2 separate regions of the Homo sapiens genome follow, and region 2 is linked to region 1. Evidence: chromatin loops called from intact Hi-C (ENCODE). Cell type or tissue: GM12878. All regions are shown on one strand.

What was found. Peaks named below come from ENCODE experiments on the same cell type or tissue, not always from the same donor. Only the 100,000 strongest peaks of a DNase experiment are listed, where the experiment ranks them.
Region 2: a loop joins it to region 1, with 4 times the contacts of the local background. A loop is called at or near these places in 4 of 110 quality-filtered maps.

Annotation. Positions count from the first base shown.
Region 1 is chr2:17,514,902-17,522,901 of GRCh38, reverse strand. RAD51AP2 (RAD51 associated protein 2) reads left to right here and starts at 4,462. Exons shown (of 3, transcript NM_001099218.3): 1 at 4,462-7,733. The coding sequence starts at 4,487. It also overlaps the pseudogene LOC101928149. RefSeq lists a silencer at 4,190-4,439 and enhancers at 4,201-4,750, 3,735-4,934. In GM12878, no CTCF peak of the experiment used is centred here; DNase peaks (open chromatin) are centred at 1,911, 4,451 and 6,979; H3K4me3 peaks cover 852 bases; H3K27ac peaks cover 415 bases.
Region 2 is chr2:17,641,829-17,649,828 of GRCh38, reverse strand. VSNL1 (visinin like 1) reads right to left here. Exons shown (of 4, transcript NM_003385.5): 3 at 204-419. LOC124908054 (a long non-coding RNA gene) reads left to right here and starts at 359. Exons shown (of 2, transcript XR_007088658.1): 1 at 359-6,740. RefSeq lists an enhancer at 4,845-5,632. In GM12878, a CTCF peak has its summit at 3,574 (motif pointing left); a DNase peak (open chromatin) is centred at 3,568.

The DNA.
Region 1 (8,000 bases):
TGTAATTCCTTGAAAATTTTAAGTAAAAGATAGCTATATAAATTTGCCATGTCCAACTAAATATTTATGTGACTAAACTCAGGAAAAAACTACAAAAGGAGGAAGTAATCTAAGTATTTTAAGTTTATATGATTAAAAAAAGACATTTTGTCCTCTCAAAACCTTGAAAAGATTTTTACAAAAGTCTAATTGGAAAGAACTCGTAATTGTTTTTAAAAAAGGTGTTATTTGCAATTGCACGGATTCTAATAAAAAACAAACTCTTGCTTTATTTCAGCGACAGGGTTCTTAAATTGTTACTGAAATTTATTAGAGTATCAAATGGATGTTGTAAATAGTGGAACATTCCACCTGTTTTTCCAATACTTAGAGCTCAGGAAAAAGGTTATTTCTAATTAGCTAAGTAAGCAGAAAATATAATAACATAATAATGCGGAGAAATTTAGAAGTTAAAAAAAAGGTTAGCAAATAAAACTGTAGGGGTCTAAAGATGACTGTAAACTTTGGATCACTGCAGAAAACTTTCCTAAGTAAGACCTGCCACTATGCTTTAAGCAAACGAAGCAGCATATGGCCTAGACTGAAACTGCGAAGGGCTTTATACATTTAAGGGATGGCAAGAAGTTAAGTGCTGCAGGAAAGTAAGTTGTGTTGTGGGAGTAGATGTGGAAGCTGAAAAAAACAGTTTAGAACTGAACTATGAGGAACTTTCTATGTCAAATTAAAGTTTGTATTTTATTCTGAAGGGCATCAAAGGTTAAAAGAAGTTCTTAAGAAAGTAACAAAATGATTAATATTCTATTAAGAAAAAAACTTTTGTAATGGTATTGGGCAGAAGTTGAGAAGAGACTAGTAAAATGAAGACTGGTTTATTACAATATTCTCAGAAAGAGATAACGAGAGATTGAAATAAAGATGATACATTATGGATAAAAGGGGGATTAATTTCAGGGTCATATTTGATGTAAAATCAACAAGATTTGATGAATGTCTATGTAGGGGATGCATTTTGGGAAGTAGTAAAACAAAAAAAGAGAAAAAGTTAAGGATAATATAAGAGTTTTAGTTTAGGAGACTGGATAGATTATGATGTCATTAATGAACATTGAGGACAAAAAGGTGGTTTATAGTTTAAAGCATTTGCACATATGTTATCACATTTAAGATGTTATTTATGTTACAAATTACCATTATTGCGCTGATAAAAACTTAATCTTATATGCAAATAAATGTACACAGTATCCTGATTTTCTTATTTTCCCCTAGTGCTTATCATTGACTTGATGAAAAGTGCTATTTGTGTTATTTATAGCCATATTTATTTTAAATATTTTTAGTAAGTGATGATGTTTTCCTTTCTAACTGCTGTATTTAAATATTTTTGTTAGTGGTTCTTTTAACTGTTTGAAATATATTTTATTATCTTTCAGTTTGAAACAAACTTTTAGATTTAGCATATTTATTCACTTCTTACATGATTTATTAAAAGAAGTAAAAGGGAAAAACTGTCTTGTCATATTTCTGGTTCTACCATGAAACACAAATGATGCTAAAACCACTAATATTTGAAGTCCATTTTGAACTCCTATGGTGTTATAGCTCAGCATAGTTTTCATGTTAAATGTATTTCAACATGATTATAAAAGCAAGTCTCTAATGTATAAAACTAAAGCAAAATAACACAAAAACAAGAAACTTAAGGCACTTTCAAGACACCATGAATCCATTTGAGTTGGTAAATGAGTATTAACCATGGAGTCATTTCATTTCTTCTAATTAACTGAGGTACTTAGAGGCACTGGGGATACAAAAATTAATAAATCCTTGTCCTGATTAATGGAGCCTAGTGGAGGGGACATATAAACAACTCAATACAATAAAGACATTTTAAGTGTTCTACAGTTAGAAATAAATTGCTATAGGAAACAGATGACGATGCAAGTAATTCTGCCCAGGGATTGGCTACAGCAGGGAGGAGGAAGAGAAGCTTTCACCGTAGAGGTAACTTTTGAGTAGGGCCATTTAAGGCTTAATAAGAATTTGCCAGGAGGAGAAATGAAGGGCTTTGAGAACATACATAAAAGAGCAAGAAAATAAACATTCTGGTGTAGGCAGCATGGGGGCAAATTGTTTAAAAAAAAAAAAAGAAGCTGAAAGAGTTAAGTAGGACCTAGTAGTGAGGATGTGACATACTATGCTTAAGGACATTAGACTTGATATTGATATTGAGTAAATTTCTGATTTAACTCTAATAGGAGATTGTGTCATATCTTCAGTATGGGGTTTATCTCATGAACTCATTAATCCTTTTATTCATTCAGAGTTGAACTATAAGAAGACACCACGCTAAAAGAAATCAGATAGATGCTGTCTTTAAAGCTCAGTTTACTGTTACTAAGGAAGGTAAGAACTTCAAAGGAAGGGTTGGGTAAAGTGATATAGAAAAATATGACATTTGAAATGGGCTTTGAGGCATCAGTAAGATTCAGACAAGTCTTATTTATATTTTGATTATGATGAGTTGAAGACATAATTTTTTGCATTTCTCACTTATAACTGGTTCATTTTCTAGGTGGCATTTAAAAAAACAAAGGAAAAAACCCACATAAATAGTGGTTTCAATAGCCATTGTTTGAAATGGCAGTGGCCATTAGTATAATGTTTAAATAAGTAAATGCAAGAAAAGACTCTTTTTTTGGTCTTTATGGCTGTAAGTTTCTTCAGGATGGAGAAAATAACTATACATTTCTGTATCTTGGAGTCAAACAATTGTTGAGTTACATGTAATACTTCTGGGTTTTATTTGAATTTTAATCCTTAAACAATGTAGAGTTGTTAAATAATGATGTGATGGAGATATAAAAAATAATGTGCTCTTGGGCAAACTAGCAAGATGAAGAAATAATCAAATATCAAGTTACAGATCAATCTAGACTAGAAATCACAATCAATGGCATTTACTTTACAGATTTAAAAAGTCTTGGTCCTAATATCACACTAGCGCACCAATTATATACACCTTAGCTATACAAGTCACCCCTTATGGGCTAAAACAGAATGGATTAGAAAAGAATATAGATTTGTGGAAAATCTGGGATAGAAAAGCAATAGAACATAAGATACACAGAAGTAGAACTTGGAGAATTCACTGATGTGGAATCTGAACCACTGCCACATTCTTATTTATAGTGTTAATGAAGTGCTTCTGCTGCAAGGCTTTCTACAAACTTAAGTAAACATTTCTCTAGAGGAATTTACACTGAAGTAATCACAATGTATCTAAGAGTATTTAAAAAACATGAAACTGGTGAACATCTTATTACCTAAAGTAGAAGGCTAGTTATATATTGCCATCTATGCCATGGGAGGGTTCTGAAGTTAGGATTCTGGTTGCATGTTATTGTAGTTATTATAAATTTTAGCATAAAATGTAATATAAAACATACCAAGCTTGAAACAACCACCAAGGGAATCGAGGTGTTTATTACTGAGCACCAGTTACATGTTTCTTAAGAAACATGTATATAATAATAATAAACATTTTGAAAAACATTTTCTTCTTAATGATTATAGAATTCACAAAAACCAGAATTGACTGGAAATCATAAATGATTCTCAAAGCAGGAAAAAAAAAAACAAGAAATAGCGTCTAAAAATTTGTTAGTAGGTATGAGTCAGACCTGTATTATTATGTTTACACTAAATGGGGTAGTTCAAACATATAATATTTTATCTCTAAATAATTTTATCCACAATATTTGAGAAGAAATCCCCACAGCACATAGTAAACTATTTTTTTTTTAGTCTTAAGTGAAGAATAATAATTATCCGGATAATAATTTCCACACATTTTTTCCTCAGATAGACTGGTAAGTACTGGTGGCTTTTTTCCCCCAAACACACTTTATTAGTGAAGTGGAAATATTAATATGATCTTAAGTGACGCTGGAAGGATTAAAAAGTTTTTCCATACACAGAGAGATTTGGTCTGGTGCTGACAGAACTACACGATTTTACTGGAGAGTCACTCGAGCCGTTGTGGAGATGCCGTTTCTGAGGTAAACAAAATTTTAGAATTTAGAAAATAAAGTTGTTACCATTCACAAATTTTTTTTTTTTAAGTGAGAGGTTCTAACTTTTCCCCTTCGTTCTACCACAGGGAAAAAAGCATTTAGACTCTCTACAGTCGTGGCATTAGAAAAAGGCGCTAAAAATAGACAATGTAACGGCCCAGGGTGCTCCGACCTTCAGTGGTGAGACAACCGGGGCGCGTGGGTGGGGGCAGGGAGAGGAGGGACTGAGGGAGGCGGGGCGGGGCTGAGGCTGGGGCTGTGGAGGGGCGGATTCGGGGTGGGGCAAACCCTGAGATTAGGCTAAGGCCAGGTCTTGAGGGGCGGGTCAGGGGCGTGACCAGAGCGGCCCGGAACCGCCTATTAAGGGATTGGAGCCCCGCCGGGACTCGGACAGATCCTTTCCATTCGCTGTCATGTCTCTCCCTCAGCCCACGCCGCGGATGGCCGAGCTCAGAAAGCCTACCTCCTCTTTAACGCCTCCTGAGGACCCGGATTCCCAACCACCTAGTAGCAAGCGGCTCTGTCTTGAGGAGCCTGGAGGTGTCTTTAAGGCGGGCTGGCGACTGCCTCTGGTGCCTCGCTTGTCTGAGGCGGAAAAAGTCTGGGAGTTGTCCCCTAGACCCTTCAAGGGACTCCTTGTTTCAACGAATGCTATTTTCGATAACTCCACAGACTCGTGTGTGGAGAAATCAGTCAGTGGGAAGCAGATATGTAATCTGAAATGCTCAAATCTCAAATTCCAAATGAGTAGCTGTTTGCAGTCTCCCCCCTCACAAAGTCCTGATTCTGATTTGAGGGCTTCAGGAAGGTCTGAGGCAGGCCTGCATGACAGAGAGGCTTTCAGTGTGCACCGCAGTAATAGCTCCAAAGCAGGGGTTAGTCAACTTCTGCCCAGCACCTCTATACACGATATACATGGAATTAGAAATGAGAATCGAAAACAACAGTTTGTCCAAGGAAGAGACAATGTTCACAAAGAAAATCCATTTTTAGATGTTACCTTTTACAAGGAAACTAAATCACCATTTCATGAAATTAAGAACAGATGTAAAGCTAACAGTGTTGTGCCATCAAATAAAAGAGAAAATAACATTTCATCATCTGTACTAAAAATATCAAAATCTCAAAACCAGCCCAGCTTGGAAATTGCCAAACCTAGCTATTTTAGAGATAGCGGCACAATAAGTGTCCCTCAGTTTCCAATGGACTTAAATAGCAAAATGTCCTCTGTCTATTTAAAGGAAATAGCGAAGAAAAAGAATGACAAAAAAGAGGCATATGTTAGGGATTTCACAAACATTTACTGGTCCCAAAATAGACCTGATGTTAAGAAGCAAAAGTTACAGAATGATAAAAAAACTGTAGAAGCGGAAAACATTTTTTCCAAATGTTATGAAAATGACTACCCATCACTCAGTAGCCAAAATACTTGTAAGAGAAAAGACTTGATCAGTTCAAACTACTGTAACTGCAGTAGTATCCAGTGTAATGTAAGAGACTCTAGAAAGAATTTCGCTATACTAGAAAATGCAAATTGGGAGGAAGCAGAATGTCTGGACAGTTACGTACTTACCAGGCTGGAAAAATCTCAAAACTGGGACTGTAACGTTAGACATATTTTGAGAAGAAATAGAGGAAATTGTTGGATTATAAATAATTGCAAGACTAAATGTGAAAATATGAAAAAAACTGAAGAAAAATGGAATTGGCTATTATTATTAGAAATAGACCTTTTAAGCAAGGAAGATTACCACTGTGCAAAAGTCATCAATGCATATGAAGAACAATCAAAGCTTCTCGTAAGAGAAATATTAGGTAGTCAGACAGCTTTAATAACGACTGTTTGGCTAAATGGTAAAGGAGAAAATGATAATACTCTACAGTTGAGATACAATACTACACAAAAAGTCTTTCATGTGAACAACCCTTTTGAAAGTTTCATTATAGAAATTTTTTATTTCCATAAAAGTATTTCAGGAAATAAAAAAGATAATAGTATTTTAACCTGCTGTAACATTTTGAAGTGTAAAAAGCAAATTGGTATAATTGGTATTCAAAATCTAATAACCAGAAACATGAATACAAATATAAAGAATGGAATTTTAAGCATATATTTACAAGATAGTGTTTCAGAACCTTTAGATATTCTATTGAAAACTAACATAGCTTTTTTGCTCAATAACTTTGACTCTTTAACAAGAATTGAAAATGATTTTGAATTAGAAGAGGAATGCATTTTCAAGTGCATGCTTTATTTGAAGTATCCAAAAAATATAGTGGAAAATCATACTGCATATCTAGTAAAGATTTTAACTTCTTCAAGACTATTAGAAGATAATATGAAACCTATGTTAAAGAAAAGGAAGTTATTTAGAACTGAACAAGTTTTTGAAAAGTCTAAGAAAAAACTCATTAATTCCTTCAGTATGACAACTCAAAATACAGGTTTTCCGATTTTTGAAACATATGAAAAAATTCCCCTTTTAATGGACTTTGATGACATGGATGAAATTTCTTTAATAAGAGAAATTACTTGTCAGAATATGAGTTGTCCTCAACAAGTTGTGAATGTGGAAAATTGGGCTCACTATAATTCTAGTACTGTTAAAGCACATGGTAATTCTTGTCCTCAATTTATACAGAACAACCGAGGATACATTAATGAAAATTTTTATGAAGTAAATATGCACAGCCAAGATTTAAATATGGAAAGAAAACAGGGACATAATAAGATCAGTAACTTTGACTGTGAGCACATATTTGAAGATCTCTGCAATGTTAGGCAACAGGCCATACCAGCAAGCCACAACATAATACATAATGAAGAGACCCATACCACTTCTATAACTCAAGTACTAAATTTTTGGAACTTGCTAAGTGAAATAGAAGAAAAAAAATATGACTTAATTTTGAAAGAGGAAGTAAAAGTCACAGCTGAAAGTTTAACAAATAGTTGCCAAGTTCACAAAGATACTAAGATAGAAAAGGAAGAGAAAGATAGTTTTTTTCCAATGGATGACATGTTTTCTGTACAGTCAGTTTCATTAATAAGTAAGGAAGTAAATGTGGAAGAAAATAAATATGTTAATCAAAATTATGTAACAAATACAAATGAATATGAGAGTATTTTGCCAGAAAGGGAGATAGCTAATTCAAAGGATTTTCACAGAAAGAATGACTCTGCATTATATATTAATCATCAATTTGAAACTGGTCTGAGTGAAGGGAATGATGAATGTTTTCAGGACTTAGCTGCTAAATATTTATCAACAGAAGCTCTGACAATAGTAAAAGATTTTGAGATGAAGAGAAAATTTGACTTAGTACTTGAAGAACTTCGTATGTTTCATGAAATTAGTAGGGAAAATGAACTTCTAAGCACTGTGGAAACAAACAATGGGCAAGAAAATTACTTTGGAGAAAATGATGCTGAGAAGGTAAAAATGGAGATAGAAAAAGATTTGAAAATGGTTGTGGTCAACAAAATACGTGCATCTTCCTCGTTCCATGATACTATAGCAGGTCCTAATATGGGCAAAAGTCACCAAAGTTTATTTAAATGGAAAACTGTACCCAATAATGGAGAACAGGAAGTTCCTAATGAGAGTTGTTATCCAAGTAGATCAGAGGAAGAATTACTTTACTCTACTTCTGAGAAAGGTATGAAATTCATTTTAGAACATTATTTCTCATGCTAGAAAAATTACTGCTTTTTTCTGTGTAGGCCAAATGTATAATTTTGACAACAAAGAAGGAAGGTAGAGATAAAATGCAAGACAATGTTTATTGATGCACACTATTTTCTTTCTTTTTTTTTTTTTCCAGCAAGAAGCCATAGCTTTATTTATGATAGAAACAATACAAATTTCAAAGCAAGCTGCAGTTACTCCTTGGAAACACCAAGAAAAAAAAAAAAGGTGTTTTCAT
Region 2 (8,000 bases), 130 kb before region 1:
GACAGTACGGGCCCCATGGCTTGGTTCTGGGACCTCCCCAGCACTGTGCTGCAGCGGGGACAGAAGCAGGAGAAGTCCAGGCGTGGTGTGCAGCTGGCAGGGCTCGAGCAGAGAGAGAAGAAGCCACTAAGGCCTGCACCTAGGAGGCTGCCGTGGGGTCTCCTTCTGTGCCCACCACCCGCCAACCACACCCCGGGCCTCACCTCGATGATCTCCAGCATCTCCACTCGGGTGATCTTGCCATCACCATCCAGGTCATACATATTGAAGGCCCAGTTCAGCTTCTGCTCAAAGCTGCCCCTGGAGGTGATGGACAGAGCGCAGATGAACTCTCGGAAGTCAATGGTGCCGTCCCCATTCTTGTCGAAGGTTCGGAAGGCATGCTGGGCAAACTTGGAGGCGTCTCCATAAGGAAAGAACTGCAAAGGAGAACACGCGCAGTCAGGTGTCGGGAGGGGATGGAATCGGGGCGACGAGGTAGGTTCCTAATGACGGCATCACAGGTGCTCCTGGGCGTTGTCGGAGCCTCACCCATTGGAGAGCAGTTTGGCCTGACTGTCAAGGGCAAGGGCAGGCATTAGGGGAGGCTTTCTCACAGCAGGTGCTCAGGTACAGGCATCTCATTGTTTCCTGTGGGTGAGGCTGGTGACATGTGGCTTTCAGTTGATGGGGCTTGGAATCGGTCAACAAGCACCACCTGATGCTAGTGTTGCAGCATCTCAGCTCACTCCCCCCAGGAACAGGACTGAGGCAGACAGCAGTTTCTCTCCCCACACAGGTGGTGCTACACGAACTTCAATGTTCCTCTAGATATGAGAATCTGGCTTCATCGCTGCCCAGTAGGGCCAGAGGGAGGGTGCCCAGACCTGGTTTCTCCTGCCACCAGCCCTCGTCCTGGGCCCACACTTATCCCCTCCCTGGGTGAGGTTCCAGTTTCTAACTTCTTTTTGCAGGGACTTTTCTTTTGCAGAACAGACATTTAAAACTCATTAAAAATAGAACATGACTGGGCTTATTTTTGAGAGACATAAAGAGGTTTCTTCACAGAGCCAACTGTCACCAGGGGTGTGTGGGAGGCAGAGAATGGACACAAGGAGGAAAGGGAAGCATAGACCACAAGGAGGGAAGGCCATGGGGAATCAGTAGGTGGTGGCCTCAGTCCCCTTGGACATAAGCCTAGGCCAGTCACAAACAGCAGGTAGTTCTGATAATTAACAAGGAAGAACTGCAAAGCCCCAAATACAACCAAAAACAAACCATGTGCTATTTTAAAGCAGAGAAGTTACGTATGTATTTCTGGATGAATAAATCTGGGTTCTGGGCTCTATAGGCAAGCACTACAAGGTCTATAGAAGATTACTGAGGTTGCTCATTGATATCCCTTTTCCTTCGTAAGTTTTGCACCTGCTAAGTGGACCAGGTGAGCAGCCTTCATACAGATGGCCTCTTTGCCCACTCTGGGCTATCTACCTCGAGGAGCCCTCGGTCCGTCTTTCTCACTGTGCATCCTGACCTGGGTCCTGCAGAGCTCTGCTGCCCACTCCTCCTGCACCTAGAAGCACATTGGAAGGTAGAAAATTTCCCTCCAGACATAAGATATGCTTTAACACAGAAGGATTCTATACATGGGGCCCAGGGAACAGCCAAGCATTCCAGGAGAAGGAAAGTACCCATTACTTATATTTTGGTAGTACCCATTGCTAGGCACAATGATCTGTTCCAGAGACTATTCCTATATAACAAATCACCCCAAAAGCTAGTGGCTTAAAATGACAACAATCATTTTATTATCTCACGAAATAAACATTTGAGACCCATTTCTTTTTTTCATCAAACATATCTTTTCCTGGTTACAAAGGACAATGTTCTCTTATGTTCCCTCATTCCCTAAACATATCTTTCACTTCTCTTATCCTTCATTTTTCATTATTCGTCAGAATTCACTGCGTTCTTATTCATGTCGGGCCTCGTCTTGGGTGCTATGGACTCAGAGAGCAATACCTCGAGGTCTCTGTGTTCCGAGACTGCACAGTTAATGGGGGGACTTTACTCAAAATTGACTTGGTCATGTTACTTGATAAGAACTAGAACAGAGGAGAGGGCAAAGTATTACTAAAGCTCAGTAAATGAGCTGTTAGTTTCAAGGAGGGAGTTGTAGAGGGAAGGACTTTCCTTCTTCTTTGAACAGCTCAGCATGACCCCAGCCCCTCACCCCCCAATGCTACTTAGGTGCTTGGTACCTGAGGACAGGCTGCCAGGCGCTGAGTTTTGAACTAAACAATGTTGAATCTGAAAACTTCTAAATAGGCAAGTTTGCTCCTCCTGTGCCTTATGCATGAGTGGTCCTGGTCCCTTTCTAGAGGGTACTTTGGCTGATGTGTTCATCTGCCTTGTGATTAGGGGCCTGGGTGGGGCTGGCACCTGTGAACTGACTTGGAGTGGAGCAGAGCGAGCCCCTGGACAGGTTCCCAAGTCCCCTTAGTGCTGTTTACCCGCCAGCATTTCTATGTGCAGTTGGCATGAGACCAGTGGGCACGAAACCTCCATTCGTGTAGGTTTCTGGCACTGTAATGCTTTAACTATCTTATGTCTCACAGCCTACTTTTAGGTTAAGGGATAGTTGACAGTTTTATCTAAAAATAACTGGGCACCTTGGGTCAGTATATTAAAAATTAATTTAGGTCTAAAAAACCTTGAGAGAAAAATCAATTGTAAATTTTGAGCTATAAAAGTTACATGTGTCTTGCAGAAGGTCTATATACTGACTTTTACAACCAACATGTTTACTTTAGAACTGAGTGTGTGCTCAAGAGCCTTCAAATTTCTGGAGGGGTTGTTTCCTTTAGGAAATTTATCCTATCATGTTCTGAGTGCTTTGAGTTTTTCTAACTAGGGACATGCTCCTTATTTTGACAAAATAATTCAACTCTAGATGGATCATCACAGAGAAATGAAGCTGCATTCCCTTCAATTTCTTAGGAAGAATTCAGGGTCTTGAACTCAGATTTACTTCTCCTGGAGGACAACAGGGCCTGAAAAGCACAGTATTTTTCTTTTTTTGCGTACTCTTGTTCAATTTCTTTTTAACTCAATGTATTTTGTTTCAATTCTTGTATTAAATTTTGACATGGAAGTAATATTCGATGGCAGTAATAATCTATAAATAATATGACAGATACAAAGAACTTTGAGGTTGAAAAATTAAAAATGTATATACACACTCATATGTATATGTATATGTGTGTGTGTATGTGTATTAGTGTTCTCTCACTTAATTTTCATAACAAAATCTGACATTGTACTTTCCATTTTGTGGATGAGGAAGTGGAAGCCTAGAAAGGTCAAAGGCATTTGCCTAAGATTCCTGGCTGTCTGCAGCAGAGGCTGGATTTGAATGCAAATCTGTCTGACCGTTTCTGCCACACCTTGAGATTTATCTTAATCAAGTGTTAGCCGAGGAAATAAACTTAACTCCACATTTGATGAAGCAACCAAATGTGTTGCATTATGTAATTCTTAGCATCCATTGCCTCTGAAGCTTGAAATTCTCTGCTCTGAGTATTTTCGCCACCTTCTGGCAGCACATATGTACTGCAAGGAAATTACTGAGATTCTAACTGAGTTATTTTCTGACTCATTCTTTAACTCAACATTGAGAGCAGCTGCTATGTGTCAAGGACAGTGTTAGGTGCTGGCAATAAAATAGAAGAAAGACATAGAGCATTAAGGAGTGGGGGAAAATAGGCATTAATCAAACCACCATATAAAGAAGTATAAAATTTTACTGTGATAAATTACAAGTGTATGGAGCTGCAAACAAAAGTAATGGACATGATATTGTCAGTTTGAAGCTTTAAAATATTCGCATGTGGTCCTTTCCCCCCATCCTAATATACAGGCTGCTGACAATTCATTGTTCTTCATCATAGCCTAGAGTTTCAGAGTCTGAGACTTCTTGGGATTACACAGACCTTGACTGCTCCCGGTTGTACTCCATACCCTGTCCCTGAACCGAACAACCTGCAGAAGAAAACCCCAGGAAACACTTGAGGTCTTTTCTTTCCCCAGGCAGACAACAGGAGTCTTTGCATGGTTTAACCAGCTTCCTCCTGGCCAGGGCAGGAGCTTTTTCTACAGACAGTGGGCCCCACTCTGCATTTCTTTCTTTTCAGTAATCTATCTAGTTGTGAATATCAAAATGTTTGTTTCCTCTAAGAGGTGGTGCATGAGAACCAGACACATTAGCCTCTGGGCCTCCAGGGCCCCACCCAGCGTGGGCACAGAAAGGCTGAGTGATGATCTACAAACACTGTGCCTCTCTCCAGTGACACATTTCCTCTGCACCCCTATCCCAGCCCTCCCCAGCACCATTGCTGCCTGGATAGCTTATCCTTCCAGAGAAAATATTGCAGCATTTCCCACATGAATCTCTCCCCTCCAAAGATCCCTGGTTCACTGCCTCAATGTGATGGAGGAGGCAGCTCCCCAAGAAGTTCTCCAGCCCAACCTTTGGGTGGGGGTGGGGTGGGCACAAGCAAGGCCTTGGCCAGGACTCACCCCTGCCCATGCAACAGCTGATGTGCTGTGTCAGGAGGGGTGGCAGCAAGGCTACTTCGGAGGATGCCTCTCTCCAGGGCTCTGCCCAAGGCCCAGCTCCTGGCTAACACTGGGCAGCCCTCAGACCTCAGAATAGATTTCTGCCCATTAGTCTGCTGGAAATAGAGCTCTTGATAGGAAATAGGGCTTCAAAAAACCAGAAGAGTATTCTTGGACTGCTCCGCTGCTCACAGTCTTGGAGAGGTCTGCCATCCAATCCCGCAGAAGACATAGTTGCTTTTAAAACACCCTCACTTGGGTCAGTTTTGTTTCTTTTGTTCTCAAATTTCAAAGGCCTATTTTGCCTGGCCTATGAATATACAAATACAATCACCCTGAAATACAGTTGCTCAACCTCCAAGGTTATCTCCCCTTACCCTGCTGGAATTAGCTAGTGGCTTCTAGCCTGTTCTGGATGACCTGGTCTTGTACCTACCTCTTCAGGCCCTGCTACTGAGACAGTAGTTATTGTTTCATGAGTGTGTCTCGTGGAACAAGGCTCTAAGCAGGTCCTTCTCACAGGCCACCCCAGCTGATTCTTTCAGCAAGGGTAGGACTTGCAGGAGGGTCATTTTTCTGGGGTAAGTAACTGGCATGAGGTCACATCACTAAGGGGTGCAGGAGGATCAAACTCAGTGCCATCTGAGTCAAAGCCTTGGCTCTTCCCAGCACCAACTGCAGTCTCCTTCTCCTCCCACACCAGCCCTGCAGACAGACCCTCGGCCTGTCTCTTCCGGGGTCTTGACCTTCCTTGGCTACACTGTATCTCAGAGGCTCCCTAAGGGGCCCCTCGTGCACTGTCAGGCTGCTCTTTGCTTTAGGCCTACTGGGCTTGTCTACCTTCTGTGGGAACCACCAAGGACAGGAGCTGTTCAGATGAGCTCACCTCTAACTCCTTGTCCTGGGGGCTGAGGCCTTCACGTGGGGTGGTCGGGCCTTTCCAGCAGACCTCCTGCCGATGGGCAGAAGGTTAGTGTTGGGGTCTCATGTGCCCTTAGATGCTGACCATATGCCTTTGAGAGGTCATTTGATATTTGGTTTTGGCTTTCAGCTCTTCACATCCATGAGGCCTCCCCCAGGAATAGGACCCCATTGTAGTGGTACATTCATTGCTTCCTAACTTTCCCTACACTGAGGCCCTTCCATCCATCGTCACCACAGCTCCAGGGGAAATTTGCACACCCATGTTTGGTCAAGTTTCCTTCCCACACCCGACAATAGCATCTAATTGTTCTCAGAAGAAGGAACGAGACTGTTTCCAGGCCTCAGAGACCTTTCTGTGTCTGGTCCCCACCTCTGTGTCCAGCTTCTGGTCCCCCGGCTCCCTTGTCCCGGGGCCGCTTTCACTCCCTGGGGCCTTGCTGGCTCTCCCTCCCCTGCCACAGTCATGGGACCATTGCCGTGCTGCTGCTGTGGTCTGAAAGTTCCTTTGCTGACCTTGGCCCAGTGAACCCCTGTTCCTTCTTTAAACCTTGATTTGGTCTGGGTCAGACCCCTGTTACACACATGCATGTCACTGTAGGGAACATTTGTTACAATTGTGAAGAAATGTTCACAGGATTGTGGATTCGTGCCCTTTTTCCCTAGTAGACTGTAAGCTAAACGGGGCCGAGAATGACCTGGTTTTGCCATTGCTGTAATCTCTGGTGCCTGGTACAGGGCCAGGCACACAGTAGGTGCTCAGTAAATGTCTGCTAAATGAACAAGTGACTCAGCAAACAGATCGTTTCGAGGCCTTGAGAGACAGGGCAAATCTACCCACTGACCAGTAGAAGGGTTGAAATGTGCTCTGGAAGCTGCCTGAAGCCGGCTGTGCTGCAGAAGGCTCACCACTTGGCCTGCAAGCCCATTCGCATTACTACTTAAGCAGATGACTCATGAGGAGATGAATCAGCCCAGAGCAGCACTTGCACTTTAGTCACATGGATGGGAAGACGAGAGACATTTTCCCTTAATTAGAAATGGTGAGTCCAAAAACTGTTTTCTGCCAAAGTTTTCATTCAACAGATACTCACAGAAGCCCAACTGGTGCTGGGCTCCATGCTGAGCTTTGTGAGGGCAGGAGGGAGAGTGAGGAGAGGCAACCACGCATAAGAAGATAGAAGGTCTGGTCTCTGCCCTCAAGCAGATGTGATAAGCCAAAGGTAGGTGCAGCCTGACACATGAGCTCCTTCCACATGTAGGCTCTCCAGAAGGAGGTTAAGGACACCCTCGCCCACCCCCACCCTCAAAGGGTTCTCACAGATCCTAAGGTTGCTTCTCAGAGCTGCCCCATCCCTTGTCCTCTGGGTGACAACTTCCATTTTCTATCATCACTGCTTCTTCAACATTACAGTCTTTATTACAAAAGGTAGCCATTATTAGCCTGTGATTCTCGTATAATTACATCTATTTGAGAATAAAATTACTCTTGAACTAAATTTCTAGAGAAGGGGCTTTCGCCTCCCGGGACAAGATAAGCAATTTTCACTTATGTCTTAGGCCAGATCTCTCTGTTTACACAGACTGCCCCAGAAAGGTCATGAACTCCCAGAGAAGTTCTGCTTTTTTATAAAAAATGAGAATGAGGCAGTAGAAATCCAACCTCCTTACCTTCCAGATCTCCTTCACATTAGAATGCTCACCGGCTGGGCGCAGTGGCTCATGCCTGTAATCCCAGCACTTTGGGAGGCTGAGGCGGGCAGATCACAAGGTCAAGAGATCGAGACCATCCTGGCTAACACGGTGAAACCCTGTCTCTACTAAATATACAAAAAATTAGCTGGGCATGGTGGCGGGTACCTGTAGTCCCAGCTACTCTGGAGGCTGAGGCAGGAGGATGGTGTGAAGCTGGGAGGCGGAGCTTGCAGTGAGCCAAGATAGCGCCACTGCACTCCAGCCTGGGCAACAGAGCTAGACTCTGTCTCAAAAAAAAAAAAAAAAAGGAATGCTCACCATGGGAAAAGCCAGAATCATCTCTATGTTAAGGATGAAATTATATTTTGTTCTTCATTGTATCCTTACTGCTCTCGAATAAGGCTCTGGTATGCTGTAGGTGCTTTATAAGTGCTACTATATTCGGATGGGTAAAGGAAGCAATTTACTGCAGAGGAAAAGATGCTGGTTGAGTGACAGAGTATCTGGGTGTGACTAAGGTCACGTCATCTTGTCTCTTGGGACTTTCGTTTCCCTGGATATAAAATGACGGATAAATCAGATAAGCTTCAACATTTCATTTAGCTATAATATTTTATTTAGTTTTTCTGATTCTGGAAGTAAAATTTTTAAAAAAGAAGGGATGTTACTTTCATGACTTTGGATTTGTCATTGACCAAAGCACCTACCATTCCCTTTGTATCTAATGTCCTAATTACAGGATCAAACTTCGAAGGGTGAATCTCTCTCTTCTCTTTCTCCCTTTCTCA